Regions from separate parts of the Homo sapiens genome. Here region 1 is linked to region 2. Evidence: chromatin loops called from intact Hi-C (ENCODE). Cell type or tissue: MCF 10A. All regions are shown on one strand.

Region 1 (8,000 bases), 350 kb after region 2:
TGTGTGTGTGTGTGTGTGTGTGTGTGTGTGTGTGTGTGAAATAAAAAACAAAACAAAAGCATTGGCTCTGTACTTGGACTGCCTGAGTTGGAATCTCTCACTTCTGCCAGTGTTTCCTGCCTGCCCTTGGGTAAAACTTACTCTCTCTAAGATACAATTTCTTCTCTGTAAAAATTGGGAATATATAGTACTTTCCTTGTAGGATATCTCTGAAAATCAGAGAGTATGCATTGTAAAGTACTTAGCCTGGCATATATTTAGTACTTAATACTATCAGCTGCTGGTTTTTGTTTTTTGATTTTTTTAATCAAAGATGAGGTTAAGTTTTAAATGTTGTTATAGGATCTGACAGAATTTAAAGATGGATTGCATGAAGGACAATAAAAGTCAGGAAAACCAAGGAAAAGTTGGTTATAATAATAAAGGAATGACAATATACTGTTAATGAAATACATTCACTAAAATTATCTTATTAAAATGCCTTATTTGTTTCATTTGCCACTCTGAATGTTTCATCTCTAGTATAGTAGCTCTTTGCAGACCAAATTTTCCAAGCATTTCTTTTCAAGGATTTTAATTAACCCTATCAAATGATCATACTAAAGTCTGTAAACTCATCAATCTGCATTGCAAAACAACTATTGTTAAATTCTCAGCTGCTGTAAATGTTTGAATGGTTATAAAATGCTTTATCATATATTTTGAAAATTCTGTTTTATACTGCATGCCCCAGCATAGCTGTCCAGTGTATATTCATAGAGCTAACCAGAGAGAGTGCCCTGTATTACAAGCTGATAATATAAAGTCAAAATGTCAATAAAGTTAATGTAAATATGGCCAGGAAATTACAAGATTCCATCTGTTTGAAATTGCCTTGGGCTTTGCATTATATTGGTGTTTTGTTGATTGAATAAAGTCAGAATTTGCATTAACTATGAAAATATAGAAGATCCTTTTCTAGAAGCAAAACTTTGTAGCACTTACAAGTAATTATGTTGTTGGGACAAGCATTTAACTTTATATATTCATTTGCTATATATGAAAGTCAGCTGAACAGCTGTATTTCTTAAAAATCTGGCATGGTGTTAGGACTAAACAGTTCACTTTGCTGTAATGTGTAACTGTAACATGATCTAAATGAGTCTACTGCAGAAGAAAGACTGTCCTAATAATGTATGAACTCTCTTACTCACTTAAATATCATGACATAGAACCAGTCTTGATTATTCAGGAATTAGTTATCTAATTTAGGTGGGCAATTAAATAAATATACCCTCATCATTTTTTGTAGTGGATTAATTTTTGCTCCTTTTAACTTTAATTTACAAATTTTATTTTACTTTTGTAAACTAAGACAATCTTATTTTTTGGCAACTTTGGTTCCAGTGAATACTACAATTTCATCTGTTTCTTTACAAATTCTCTTTAGTGCCGCAGGTTCTTCAAAGCTGCACAGCATTCATTGAGAGATATGGCATCGTGGATGGAATCTATCGCCTTTCTGGTGTTGCCTCCAATATCCAGAGACTACGGTAAAATCTTATATGGCACTTTTTCACTCCTTCTTAACTAATTAAAATGCAAATATTTTAAAACAGATTCACTTACTTTGATAACCTATTTTCATTAAAGATAATTTAGATAAAATAGGAAATAATATACATGTTATTGTCTCTGTATACTTTTCTAAATGGCATTTTTTTCATCTGTAGTATCAGAGAACCATGCACCTTAATCTCTTCAGTACTTGTATTTTGCCTCTTTATAGTGTTTGAAGATTTTAACAAATTGAGTTTGAACCGATGACAGCCATGAGAGAGGAAATTTGCATTATAATAAAATTATTCTTTAGGTGTTAATTAAAATGGATGGGAATGGAACATTTTCTAATCTCCTTTGACCCTGATTCTGTGTTTATGTTCAAGTATGCATCTCTACATATTTCACATCCTCCCCAAATCTTCTCTGAGACAAAAACAGTGACAAACTCTGTGCCTGCAATATTTTATTTTTGCTTAATCTCTTGGATTCTAGACTATTCTTGACATGCCATTACCCTTTCTTTTTTACTGTAGTACATGATAACTGCCATTATTCTGTAGAGATTTTAATACTTTAACAGATCATAGAGCCCATCTCAGTTTTGGGAAATACATGCTTGAAAAATACATAAATTAGTCCTTGTACTAAAGACAGTTTCAGTCTTCAGTTTAAGACAAAGTAAATCTCATATTGTACACACACATTAATCCTCTAGGTAGATGATAAGTGGTCTCATGCCCGTGGATGAATATTAATTAACCTCCTGGAGAGTGAGCTTACTCTGCCTTACTATTCTGCGTACAACTTTTATTTTACTCATTCTAATGATACAGATTTTCCTGCCTATTAAAATTTGTTGTTAGCTAGGAATTGCTTTATGTTGTTTCTGACTTTTTTATCCTGCTTCGGGAAAGCATTTCTGTGTTGTACAATCTGTATCTGAGGAATTTCTGCTCATAATTGTTCATAGATCAATTGCCATTCAACACTAGTCTCTGGAATTGCCAAAATATTGGATATTCAAGTCATTAGCAATTAGGAGTCCTGTTTTCAGACTGTTGTACTATAAGAGCTGTTCATTCATATGTATCTCAGAGGCTATTGTCCATTTTAATATTAAAGCTGTGCCCTTAATTTCCACATAGAAAGACATCTATCTTGTACTAAGACATCCAGTTGTTGCTGAAGTCCAAACACAACTTAAATGAAATATAATTAATGGAAGATAATAGCAACTCACTGAGATAGAGCTGAACACTTTTGGAGCTTATGCTTTCTGTTTTTAAGACACATATTTGCTCTCCTCAATCAAATGATTTGCTTGTCCTCTTCTGTCTACGTCAGCCATGAATTTGACTCTGAGCACGTCCCCGACCTGACGAAAGAACCGTATGTTCAGGACATCCATTCTGTGGGTTCCCTATGTAAGCTGTACTTCCGGGAACTCCCAAACCCTCTGCTTACCTACCAGCTGTATGAGAAATTTTCTGTGAGTACAGGCTACTTTTGAATCTAATTCTTTGTGGAACTTTGCTGTGCTTTTGTTCAAAACACATGAACTTTGGTTTGGTCACATGTAAGAAATAGTTCTGTGACTGAAATGACTCCTTAAAAAAACAAATATTGCCAGCTAGTCGGTGGTCTTTGCTGTTTTCACATTGTCATTCTTGTGCTTTCTGACTTTGAGCTGCTAGTCTTGTCACACTTAATACTGATGACCATCAAGCCTTTTTAAAATTAGTTTCGTAGATCTCAGTGTTCACACTGTGTGGAAACAGTTTACTTCCTGAATACAATGTTGTGTTTCCTCGCCATTTCACATCCAAGAGCAAAGCAAGTTGATCTCAGAGTGAAAACTGAATTGTAAGTGAACTTTCATTTTTACTAACAGAGCTCACTAGTTTATTTTGTACTGTGACTCTTCTAGGATGCAGTTTCAGCAGCAACAGATGAAGAAAGGCTGATAAAAATCCACGATGTCATCCAGCAGCTCCCCCCACCACACTACAGGTCAGCCACAGTGGGTAAATACCAGGCAGAGGTAGAAGTCGGTTGACCTGTAAACGTTTTTTTTTCCTTTGGATTTCTATTTAAACTTCCTTGGAGTTCTAATTAAACTTCCATTTCATATATATATATATATATATATATATACACACACACACACACACACACACACACGCACACACACACACACTATATGTATGTGTACCTATATGTATATGTATATGTTTATGTATAGATATTCATTTGTCCTTAGATCCCCAGGGCCTGGCACACTGTTTAGCATTCCATAGGTACTTAAAGGTTGAATGAATGAATGGATGGACAAAGGGATGGCTGACTAAACTTGGGGGTTTTTTGTTTGTTTGTTTTAGTTTCTTCTTTGGTTTTATTGTTGTTGCTACATTTTAAAACCTAATTTGATTTGTGTGTTAGTTTGGAGTGTTGGAAATATTTATGGTTATGTCTGAGAAAGCCAGAATAAAATTGAAAGTTACTTTGCCAGTTAGAAAAAGACAACAGTAGAAACTAGATTCCAGTATGCAAAGAAACAAAAGATACATTTTAAAATTCCAATTACTGACAAGAAATTAAACTCAGCGGATGTTCTAGTAATATGCAAATTAAGTAATTTAATTTTTTTTTTCAAAATGACATTGCTTATGTATATATTTCAAAAATCAGCACTATAGGCCAGGCGCCATGGCTTACACCTGTAATCCCAGCACTTTGGGAGGCCGAGGTGGGTGGATCACCTGAGGTGAGGAGTTTGAGACCAGCCTGGCCAACATGGCAAAACCCCGTCTCTACTAAAACTACAAAATTAGCCGGGCATGGTAGCACGCGCCTATAATCCCAGCTACTCGGGGGCTGAGGCAGGAGAATCACTTGAACTTGGGAGGTGGAGGTTGCAGTGAGCCGAGATCATGCCACTGCACCCCAGCTGGACAACAAAGCGAGACTCCATTTAAAAAAAAATTCTAATTGTGGTTTCTGTTTAATGTTTATCACCTTTGCACCATCATAAACGTCAAAAAATCATAAATTGAACCATTGTAAGTTGGAGACTATCTGTATACAATCTTTCTAAAACATAAGGTACTTGAGGTCATGAATTCTGTCTTGTTTATCACTGTATTTCCAGAATAGAGTCTTGCAGATAGATGTTCAATAATATACACTGCATATATGTTTTATATCTTCTGCACACTATTTTATAGCTTGACTATAGATACTTATATGTATATATATCCTAATATTATCCACTTTGCCTGTCTTCTAATATATATTATATTACTTACCATGTATGCCCTACCTGGATTTCATACCTTGCCTGCTATTAATATGTACATGTATATCTCCTGCTTTATAATGTATACAATATCTTGTGTAACTCTTTTCTTCACTATAACTTATATGTGTGTGTATCTCCTACTTTGTATATCTTTTGATATAGACTTTTTATCCAAAATTTTAACATTAACATTTCTGAATTCCTTAGATGTTCTTGAAAAGCGTAATTTTCCATCATGTTCTCTCATTTGGATATGCCATGTTATTTAACCTTTCATAATTTGCATATTTAATCTACATATATGGTGGTATGGGGTGTTTTCTATTTCCTTTTTTTTTTTGAGGCAGGGTCTCACTCTGTTACCCAGGCTGGAGTGCAGTGGCACAATCTTGGCTCCCTGCAGCCTCTGCCTCCCAGGCTCAAGTGATTCTCCCACCTCAGCCCCCCAAGTAGCTGAGACCACTGGCACACACCACCATGCCCAGCTAATTTTTTGTATTTTTGGTAGAGTTGGGGTTTTGCCATGTTGCCTAGGCTGGTCTCAAACTCCTGAGCTCAGGTGATCCACCCACCTCAGCATCCCAAAGTGCTGGGATTACAGGTGTGAGCCACTGTGCCCGGCCTTCCTTTTCCAATTTTGAATATTACTATGAGGGCCATCCTTTTACATGGTATCTAGATTATGTTTTTTATTACAGGATAATGACCTGGCAGTGAAATTCTGGAAATCTAAATTATTATTCTCAATATTAGACAATAATATCCAAATTACGTTCCAGGTTGCGAAGTTTTATACAATTCACACTCTCATCTGCTGAATATAAAAGTGCTCATTTTGTGGAATCCTGACTAAAATTCTACATTAACTTTTAAAGACATCCTTATAATCAGATAGGCAAACCAAATAGATGTCTTTGGTTTTTTAAATTTGCAATTCTCATAAAATACATTCCTGAAGTCCTTTAATCATTCCCTTCATTCACCTTCCTCAAGTAATAAAATTTTACATGGTTTTCTTTTTTTTTTGGCTGAGGAGCCTGGCTTTATTCTATTTTATTTATTTATTTTTTTATTATACTTTAAGTTTTAGGGTACATGTGCACAATATGCAGGTTTGTTACATATGTATACATGTGCCATGTTGGTGTGCTGCACCCATTAACTCGTCATTTACATTAGGTATATCTCCTAATGCTATCCCTCCCCCTTCCCCCCACCCCACAACAGGCCCCGGTGTGTGATGTTCCCCTTCTTGTGTCCATGTGATCTCATTGTTCAATTCCCACCTATGAGTGAGAACATGCGGTGTTTGGTTTTTTGTCCTTGCGATCTAAATACGTTTCTCAAGCTTCTCACCTCTATGTCATACCCAGGCCAGCCTCACTTCGGTTTGTCTTCTCTTAATTATATACAGCAGAGACAGAGAATTACCATTTTAACTGTAAAGCAACTACAATGCCCTTGAACGCGCAGGCACTTTGGAGCCACTCTGACCTTGATTTGAAATGCAGCACTGCCACTGCTAGTCTGTGGAACCCCAGCAACCTTGACTTTGTCCTCGGTACAAGGGGAATGGTAATTCTGTGCTTGTTAGAGCTATTATGAGAATTAAATGAGACTGCTGGTAAAAGCCTCTTGAACAATGCCTAATGCCGAGTCTAACTATGATATTCCTTTTCCTCTCAAATTCATGTTAGGCCCATCTGAATCTTTGTGGCTCGGATGTAGACCACATTTTATCTTTCATTACTGTTTCATATAATACAGCCTTATATTTCTGTCTCCCATTCATTGTCCTTTTTTTTTTTTTTTTTTTTTTTTTTAAAGACAAGGTCTCACTCTGTCACCCAGGCTGGAGTGCAGTGGCATGATCACAGCTCACTGCAGCCTCAACCTTCCTGGGCTGAAGCAATCCTCCTGCCTCAGCCTCCCGAGTAGCTGGCACTACAGGCATGCACCACCACACCCAGCTAATTGTTTTTACACTTTTTGTAGAGATGGGGTTTCACTGTGTTGCCCAGGCTGGTCTTGAACTCTCGAGTTCAAGTGATCTGCCTGCCTCAGCCTCCCAGACTGCTGAGATTACAGGCAATAGCCATCACACCCAGCCCGTTGTCTTTAGTAGTTTTACTCTGGGCACTATTAGGTAGGACGCTTTGAGACATGCTAGGTGATAGATAATACCTCTGTGTGTGCATGCGCACAGACACACACACACACACACACACACACACACACACGGCACTTACCTGGTTTAACTTACATTTAAGGTGATCATGTCTTGTTTTCAAAAGTACTCTTCCCTATTGTTTAATCACAATATATGTGGAATTGTTTAAGTAAAGCAAATTTTAAGTAGTCAAGATAAACCAGAATATGAGGATTTGAATTAGGCTCTTTATTTCAAAAGCATATCCTTTGCTCAAATATTCTCCCCTTGATGCCTATTGGAATTTTTCTTGTAACTGTTTTAAGGCTTTTGAGACATTACTGTTTTCTTTCATAGAAGTGTTGAAATCCTTTCCTGTTAGTATGTCTGCTGCAAGTAGAATGGCATAACTTCAAAATATTATTTGTTCCAGAAACTAGCTTTGGTGGAAGATTCACTTCTAATAGTAATATTTCAACCTGTTAAGCAGGAAAAAAAAGTTCTCTTGGGTTTGTATGGTCCCTTTCTTCATTTTGCTATTGCAAACTTAGGAATTAATTAGCAGGCTTTTATGTTCTATACTGCTGCATCATGTTTCTTTCTGTTAATATGTTGTATTTTATTTCCAGAACACTGGAGTTCCTGATGAGACACTTGTCTCTTCTAGCTGACTATTGTTCCATCACAAATATGCATGCAAAAAATCTAGCAATTGTTTGGGCTCCAAACCTGTTAAGGTAATTTGCATTTCACTTATTAATTTTAGTAGAACTAATCCTAAATAAAAGGCTGATTCATCAGTGTTCTTTAAGGAAACTTTTAAAAGATTAAACAAATCTGTTCTTTTTATTTGCATCTCCCTAAAACAGGCAACTGGGCCTTAGCTAAGGGACAGTAAAAGTATGATTTCTTCCTCTGTTTGTCTGAGATTTACACGTTTAAAAAAAGAGGCCCTTGACGACTGCTATCTTTACAACTCTGTGATGAAAATGTTTACCTCACAGATCAAAA
Region 2 (8,000 bases):
GAAAAGAAGCTCATCATCATAGGTCATTAGAGAAATGCAAACCAAAACCAAAATGAGATACCATATCACGCCAGTTAGAATGGTGATCATTAAAATGCCAGGAAATAACAGATGCTGGAGAGGATGTGGAGAAATAGGAATGCTTTTACACTGTTGGTGGGAGTGTAAATTAGTTCAACCATTGTGGAAGACAGTGTGGTGATTCCTCAAGGATCTAGAACCAGAAATACCATTTGATCCAGCAATCCCATTATACACCATGGAATACTATGCAGCCATAAAAAAGGATGAGTTCATGTCCTTTGCAGGCACATGGATGAAGCTGGAAACCATCATCCTCAGCAAACTAACACAGGAACAGAGAACCAAACACTGCATGTTCTCACTCATAAATAGGAGCTGAACAATGAGAACACATGGACACAGGGAATGGAACATCACACACCAGGGCCTGTCCAGGGGTGGGGTCAGGGGAGGGAGAGCATTAGGACAATACCTAATGCATGCAGGGCTTAAAACCTAGATGACAGGTTGATAGGTGCAGCAAACCACTGTGGCATATGTATACCTATGTAAAAACCTGCATGTTCTGCACATGTATCCCAGAACGTAAAGTAAAATTAAAATAAATAAATAAATACAAATCAATAAAAAGATAGAGATTTTCAGACTGGATAGATGAATATGATTCAACTATATGCTGTCTACAGGAGCCATGCCTTAATTCCAAAGAGATGAAGAGATTAAAAGTAAAAGAATAGAAAAGAGATATATCATGCAAACAACAACCATAAGAAAGCTGAAATGCCTATACTAGGCCCCATCTCAAAAAAAAAAAAAAAGCCCACCTCTCAACTGTGGCATTGGGGATTAAGTTTCCACACATGAACTTTGGGGGACACATTCAAACCATAATACCTTGGCTTTGGCAAAAGATTCTTAGCTATGAGACTATGAGCATGGGCAATAAAAGAAAAAAAAATAAAATGAACTTCATCAAAATTAAAAGCTTTTACCGAAAGACTGAAAGAAAATATTTGCAAATAATGTAAAGAACTTGTATCCAGAATATATAAAGAACTCTTACCACTCAATAATAAAAAGATAATTAGATTAAAAAGTAGGCAAAGATTCTAAATAGACATTTCTTCAAAGAAGTTACAGAAATGAGAGGTAGCCACATGAAAAGATGCTCAACATCATTAGTCATTTGGGAATTAAAACCACAGTGAGATGCCACTTTGCACCACTAGGATGACAGCCCTGCTGACAAGGTCCCCACTGTGGGAAGTGCCTCTGAGAGTTCAAAGAGGGTCTCATAAGTACTCACAAATAAGTCCACTTTAACTGGGTACTTTAAGGCTCTTCATAGAACTAGGCAGGCAATAAATTCAAGTGACAGGCATCCTGTACATTACTTGTCCCATTAGGAGGGTGAGTAGGGCTTTCTTATAGGGTGAAGCCTGTGGCTGTTTTCTTTTCTTTTCTTGCCTTTTTTTTTTTTTTTTTTTTTTTTTGAGATGGGATCTCACTCCGTCACCCAGGCTGGAGTGCAGGGGCACAATCTCGGCTCACTGCAACCTCCCCCTCCTGGGTTCAAGTGATTCTGGTGCCTCAGCCTCCCGAGTAGCTGGGACTACATGAGTGTACCACCACTCCTGGCTAATTTTTGTATTTTTAGTATAGATGGTATTTCACAGTATTGGTCAGGCTGGTCTCAAACTCCTGGCCTCAAGTGATCCACCCACCTTGGCCTCCCAAAATGCTGGGATTACAGGTGTGAGACACTACACCTGGCCTGTTTTCTTCTTCCTTAGGATAATTTCTCTTCCAGGAAACTCCTTCTAACTCCCTTCATACTATCCCTGGAGGAATGAATCTCTGACAGGCTTTACAACCATTTACCAGATATTCCCAGCACCTCTGAACCCCAGGACTGGCCATAGCTCCTGTTCCCTTCCAGCAGTTTCCTAAGCTCCAACACAATTACTTTCTGTCTTTCCTGATGTGTTCAATCAAACATATTTCAACTCTACTTAGAGACAAACTAAAACTCCTCCCACTCCATGGTCCCACATTACTGTTTGTTGTTTGTTTGTTTGTTTGTTTGTTTGTTGATATGGAGTCTTGCTCTGTTGTCCAGGCTGGAGTTCAGTGGCAGGATCGTGGCTCTCTGCAGCCTTGACCTCCTGGGCGCAAGAGATCCTCCCACCTCAACCTCCCAAGTAGCTGGGATGACAGGCCCATGCCACCATACCTGGCTAAATATATATATATATATTTATATATATCTCTACAAATATAGATGGGGTTTTTGCCAAATTGCCCACGCTGGCCTTGAACTTCTGGACTCAAGCGATCTGCCTGCCTCAGCCTCCCAAGTAGCTGGGACTACAGGCCCACACCACCACACCTAGCTAAATATTCAGACATATATATATAACATATATATTTATATTTATATATAAAATTATATATATATGGAGAGAGAGACAGGGTTTCACTAAGTTGCCCAGGCTGGTCTTGAGCTCCTGAACCCAAGCAATCTGCCTGCCTCAGCCTCCCAAAGTGCTCGGATTACAGGCATGAGCCACCATGCCTGGCCAGCAGCAGCTTTTATATGCATGATTATCTAATTTTATTCCTGCCTTTCCCAAGACGGCGTTACAATTTTTGTGGGTCCTGGAGAATTTTGCCTTCATGGACTTCTTCCTCCATAAAAATATTAAATGTTATAATTTAAAAATACTAAAATTGTGTTAAAAATTTGCATTGGCATAAAGATACTCATTTTTCTTGCACCTAAAATTTCATGTTTTCTTATATTTTAAAAGAAATTAAAACATCTTCATGGGATTCTAAAAATATTGTGGGCTTCGGGTACTGGGCCTTCTGTAACCATGAATTAAGTTGGCCCTGGTCTTTCTGTCTTTGTAACCGTAGTTCCCAGTCTGAGTACAATCAATATTCAATAAATTTTTGTTGAAGGAGGTTAATATTCTAGTCCAGCACACTCGAAAAGTTGTTTGACTATCAAATGGGAGAGGAGTTTCAGAAGCAATGTATAAACTGTGAGGTCTATGCAAATAAAATAAATTTGGGGCAGGGAAAGAGGTGTTAATTTGTGGAACAGAATTCAAGATTTCATCCAGAAGAGGAAGCACACCAGGCTGTGAGTATCGCTGATAGGGAAAGCAGCAGAACACCGAAGCAAATGTTTGCCTCCTTCAGTATTCTGCCAAGGCCTGGGCCTGCATGGTGCTCGCCCCTGGATTTGGACAGCTGTCAGGAAAATCAGCAGGAACCGGGAACAAACATATGTCGAGACACAGGCAACATCAGACTGTGAAAGCTGATCCGCCCGCCCAGCTCCACCAGATGGCAGTATGTCAACGGGGAGTCTGACGGAGCGTCTCCAATGGGCACCAATTAGATGACCTTGTGCTCATGCCAGAGCCGGGGAGCTGCTTGTTAAGATAATTGCTGATAATTTTTCTTCTCATTATCGAATGAGGATTTTTTTTTAATTAACAGCAAAGGATGCAAAATTGAGTATGTTATTGTACTCCTTGTCCACAATGAGGCTACAACCAAGATAGAGAGTTCAGACATGCAAAAAAAAAAAAACAAAACAAAACAAGAAAACCCAAAAAAACAAATAAACAAACAAAAAAGTAATGGATATTGATAATAGGTATTGATAGTCATTGTACACAAATTAATTCATCATCATCATCATCAATTACAAAATGCTACTGACGTTGAGTTTTCATTCAGCCGACCTTGGTGCATTTCTTCAAGTCTTGTAAATAGAAGTTAATTCATTGGTGGATGTAAATTGTGCAGACATGGTCTGTGATAATACTCACTCCAAGAGTCACCCAGGGCTGGAAAAGTGCTTCCGTGTCAGAGGCCACACCCTGCAGCCAAGCACAAGGTCCAGCCTTCCCTCAGCAGCTGAGGACTTGCAGACAATGCGTGCTTGCGTTCCAGCCACATCTTACTCACCCTGGAGGCTGCCAAGCAGCTATGAGAGCATGGGCCTTTCCATTAGGACACCTGTATTAGTTTCCTCAGGCTGCCATAACAACCTACCACAGATGGGGTGACAAACAACAGAACTTTATTTTCTCACAATTCTGGAGGCTGGAAGCCTGAGATCAAGGTGCCAGCAAGATTGGTTTCTTCTGAGACTTCTCTGTGTAGCATAGAGAGAGCCTCCATTCTGTGTCTTCGTGTGGTCTTCCTTCTGTGCTTGTCTGTAACCAATCTCCTCTTCCTATAATGACATCAGTCAGGTAAGATTGGGGTCCACCGTAATGACCTTATTTTAACTTAATTATTTTTATAAAACCCTATTTCCAAATAGAGTCACATTCTGAGATACTGGGGCTCGGGAGTTCAACACTAAATTTCGGAGGGACATAACTCAGTCCATAGGAGCACCCAAATTCTTGTCTTGGTTCCCCCACTTACTAGGTGGGTGAAATACTAACGTTAGGCAAGTCATTCACTGGGCCTCAGGCTTATTGGCTATAAAAACAAGGCTGTTGGATTATGTCATCTCTGTGGTCTAAAAATCTGTGATCACTACAATCAATACAAGGCTGAATTTTGCAAGACCAAGAGCAGGATGATTTCCAAGCCAGCCACAAAGGACAATTGTCTCCTTGCATGGATGTCAGCATGTATATGCACATACATGTTTCTATACACTCTTTAATCTGTAAAAACAGCTTTCATCGACTTACGAAGACCACCTTCCACACATGCCCATGCACTTAGTGCTTAAGGATAGTATCAGAACAAAGCATCATAAAAATGTATTTTCTCCAAGCAAGTTGGTCATTTTTCTTTTATTCCATCTTTGAAAGAAAACTGCAAGCAGAGAGTCTACTCCATTCTCTCTTTTGAGTCCTTGTCTATGTGGCTATTCTCTGCATGGATTTTCCACTTCTGCACTCACCCCTGCCCTATTTCCGCAGGACAAGCTGCTATACCAAGGCTCAACTCAAATGTCACCACCTCCATAAAACCTTCCCAACATTCCAGAAAGAGCTGTCTGCTCTTTTCACTACCTCCATAGCATATGGTATACTTTTCTATGATGATAAATAGAGCCAGACGGCAATGCTACCCAACCAGGCCTATGCAATTATTCTTCCTAAGTCTAATTTATTCACTTAGCAGGACTCCAGCAGCCACCATACTAAGCTTCACTGTTTAGGCTGACACAGTGTAACCAACCCAGACCTGGCCTCAGTAAGGAAGAGCCTTCAGTGATCACTCAGGGCTGCATGCTTTCTTGTCAGAGGCTAGCAGCGTATTATTTCTGAACATGCCAAGGAGATTAAAGGTAGGACAATATTCCCAAAGGCCCCTTCTGCCGAGAACACCGATGAGTAATGGGACCAGTACTACATTCGCTACCAGTCATCCAAGGAACAAAATGAAAAACACAGGGGTCTTATTCTACCCTCTTCCTGCTCTCTCCTCTCCCGCTGTGTACAGCAGATAGAGGTACCAAGAGAATAGCCAGAGACATAAAGCACACCCAGATACAAACCAGGCTACTCAATACACTCATCTTGGCTTTTTCTCTTGAGAGTCCTCCTCACCAGTCCTCCCCTCCAGTTGGAAATAGGCCCTACCAGTGGCTCACACCTGTAATCCCAGCACTTTGGGAGGCCAAGGTGAGTGGATGACTTGAGGTCAGGAGTTCAAGACCAGCCTGGCCGATATGGTGAAACCCCATCTCTACGAAAAATACAAAAATTAGCTGGGCATGGTGGCTCACCCCTGTAGTCCCAGCTACTTGAAGGGCTGAGGCAGGAGAACCTGGGAGGTGGAGGTTGCAATGAGCCGAGATCGCACCACTGTACTCTAGCCTGGACTACAGAGTGAGACTCTGTCTCAAAAAAAAGGAAAAGAAAAAGAAATAGGCCCTACCTCTGGGCTCCTTGTGGCCTTCACATTTCTCACAGAAGAGGCAGAGCCATGATTCAGCCAAGGTGTGTACATCTGTGAAAATTAGAGAAGGCCACACTGGAGCTCTGGAGGAGAGATGGAGGACTGTCTTCTAGCGTGGAAGACAAATTACCTGAACTTAAACACCGGAAGTCCAAGAACTAGGAGTAGAACATTCTCTAAGGGATTAACACTTGGCTAGCAACTAACTGTGTGACTGCAAGCAAAGCAAATCAGCAGCTTCTCTGGCTCTTTCATCTGCATAAAATAAGGGTTGAACTCCATGATCTGCAAGATATCTCCTCCAGCCATGGCAGCCTGATTCTACTAATCCATCCCAGGCAGGTTTTGCTGAAGAGAAATTTTCAAGAGAAAGGAGAGGGAAAGAGTGTTAGGGAATTACAGCCCAACAGCTTTCTCTTGATGAAAAGGGACCATTTAAATTCACAGCAAATTTTCCTACCAGCTGACTTGGAAAAGAAACATAGATGTGAAAACACATATTTATTTATATTTCAGCTTTTTGCTAGTGAAAATTCTTGTCTGTTTCAATTAAATTGAAAACTGAATTTGCTTAACTAGTGAATTTGCTTAATAGGCTGACCTGAGAGAATAAAAGATTAACAGATATCTCTAGATATATCACTTTTATTCTGAATTTAATCATACATTTTGCATAAGTGCAAATGTAAAACATTTTGAGATGAAATTCATAGAACAGAAGCATATTAAAATAAAATTAAAATGGAATCATTTTTCTTTGACAGCTAAATTCAGAAACTTGAGTCTTAGATTTAGTTCAGAAGCTGCCATTTCAAATAATTTTTAAGCATTGGACTATGGAAAGTCGAGGTAAAATTGTGAGTTAGAAAGGTTAACCTCCCACCCTTCACCTTTCCTGGCACCCATGCCATTTCTCTCAGCAACCTCCCTCTAAACCCCCCTCCAAGCATCCACGCCTCATTTTGCCCTTCATCTATGAGGGTTCCGCTCTTTTTTCCCATCTGTTCACCTATTGTCATTCCCAACCTAGCTTTGCTTTCCTCAAAACATCCAGTACCCAGCGATTTCTTCATCTACTTTCATCAAAAGTAGGCTGCCCTGTCCTCCATTTCTGGATGGCTACGTTCCTGAGAATCGGTGGTCAGCTGTGGTGGCCTCCTGGGAACCTAAGTGACCTTACAGGACACCAGGAGAGGCAGAAAGCACACAGCAAAGAGGGGATATGTCCTGGGCAGGCCATCCTGAAGCATGCAGGGCAACTCCTGGAGCTCACCTTAAAAGGCTTACGCTATGGTATGGCTCTGTGTCCCCACCCAAATCTCATCTCAAATTGTAATCCCCACATGTGGAGGAAGGGGCCTGTAATCCCCAGGTGTTGAGGGAGGGAGGTGATTGGATCATGGAGGCTGTTTCCCCCATGCTGTTCTCATGACAGTGAGTTCTCACGAGAGCTGATGGTTTTATAGGTGTCTGGCATTTCCCCTGCTTGCACTTCTCCCTCCTGCCACCATATGAAGAAGGTCCTTGCTTCCCCTTTGCCTTCCGCCACGGTTGTAAGTTTCCTGAGGCTTCCCCAGAATGCGGAACTATGAGCCAATTAAGCCTCTTTCCTTTATAAATTATCCAGTCTCAGGCAGTTCTTTATAGCAGTGTGAAAATGGACTAATACAGCTTAGTAATAATAGGAGTCATTTCAGGACAGTGCTCTGACATGGGCTCATTAGCACGAAGAAATGTTTAAAGAGAGCCATCAAGAAAATTTTGGGGTGGGATTGGGGAATGGGCAATGGGAAGAAGGTGACCAAAGTCTATCAGCTTCCAGTTGGATAGGAGGAATAGGTTTTCCAGATCTATTGCACAGCAAAATGGCCAAAGTTAATAATAAATGTATTGTATTTTTCAAAATTACTAAAATAATATATTTAAAATGTTCTCACTACAGAAAAATGAGAAGTATGTGAGGTGATGGCCATGTTAATTAGCTTGATACAAACTTTCCATAATGTACACAATATCAAACTATCACATTT

What was found. A loop is a pair of places that touch in the nucleus more often than their neighbours do. Peaks named below come from ENCODE experiments on the same cell type or tissue, not always from the same donor. Only the 100,000 strongest peaks of a DNase experiment are listed, where the experiment ranks them.
Region 1: a loop joins it to region 2, with 5 times the contacts of the local background. A loop is called at or near these places in 3 of 110 quality-filtered maps.

Annotation. Positions count from the first base shown.
Region 1 is chr11:128,981,555-128,989,554 of GRCh38, reverse strand. It overlaps ARHGAP32 (Rho GTPase activating protein 32), which reads left to right. Exons shown (of 23, transcript NM_001378024.1): 13 at 1,430-1,532; 14 at 2,887-3,031; 15 at 3,470-3,552; 16 at 7,619-7,726; 17 at 7,994-8,000. Among named protein-coding and RNA genes, the nearest start is that of TP53AIP1, 43 kb to the right of the region's middle. In MCF 10A, no CTCF peak of the experiment used is centred here; no DNase peak of the experiment used is centred here.
Region 2 is chr11:129,327,376-129,335,375 of GRCh38, reverse strand. LOC105369572 (a long non-coding RNA gene) reads left to right here and starts at 4,161. Exons shown (of 3, transcript XR_948175.2): 1 at 4,161-4,298. In MCF 10A, a CTCF peak has its summit at 3,375 (motif pointing right); DNase peaks (open chromatin) are centred at 3,385 and 3,985.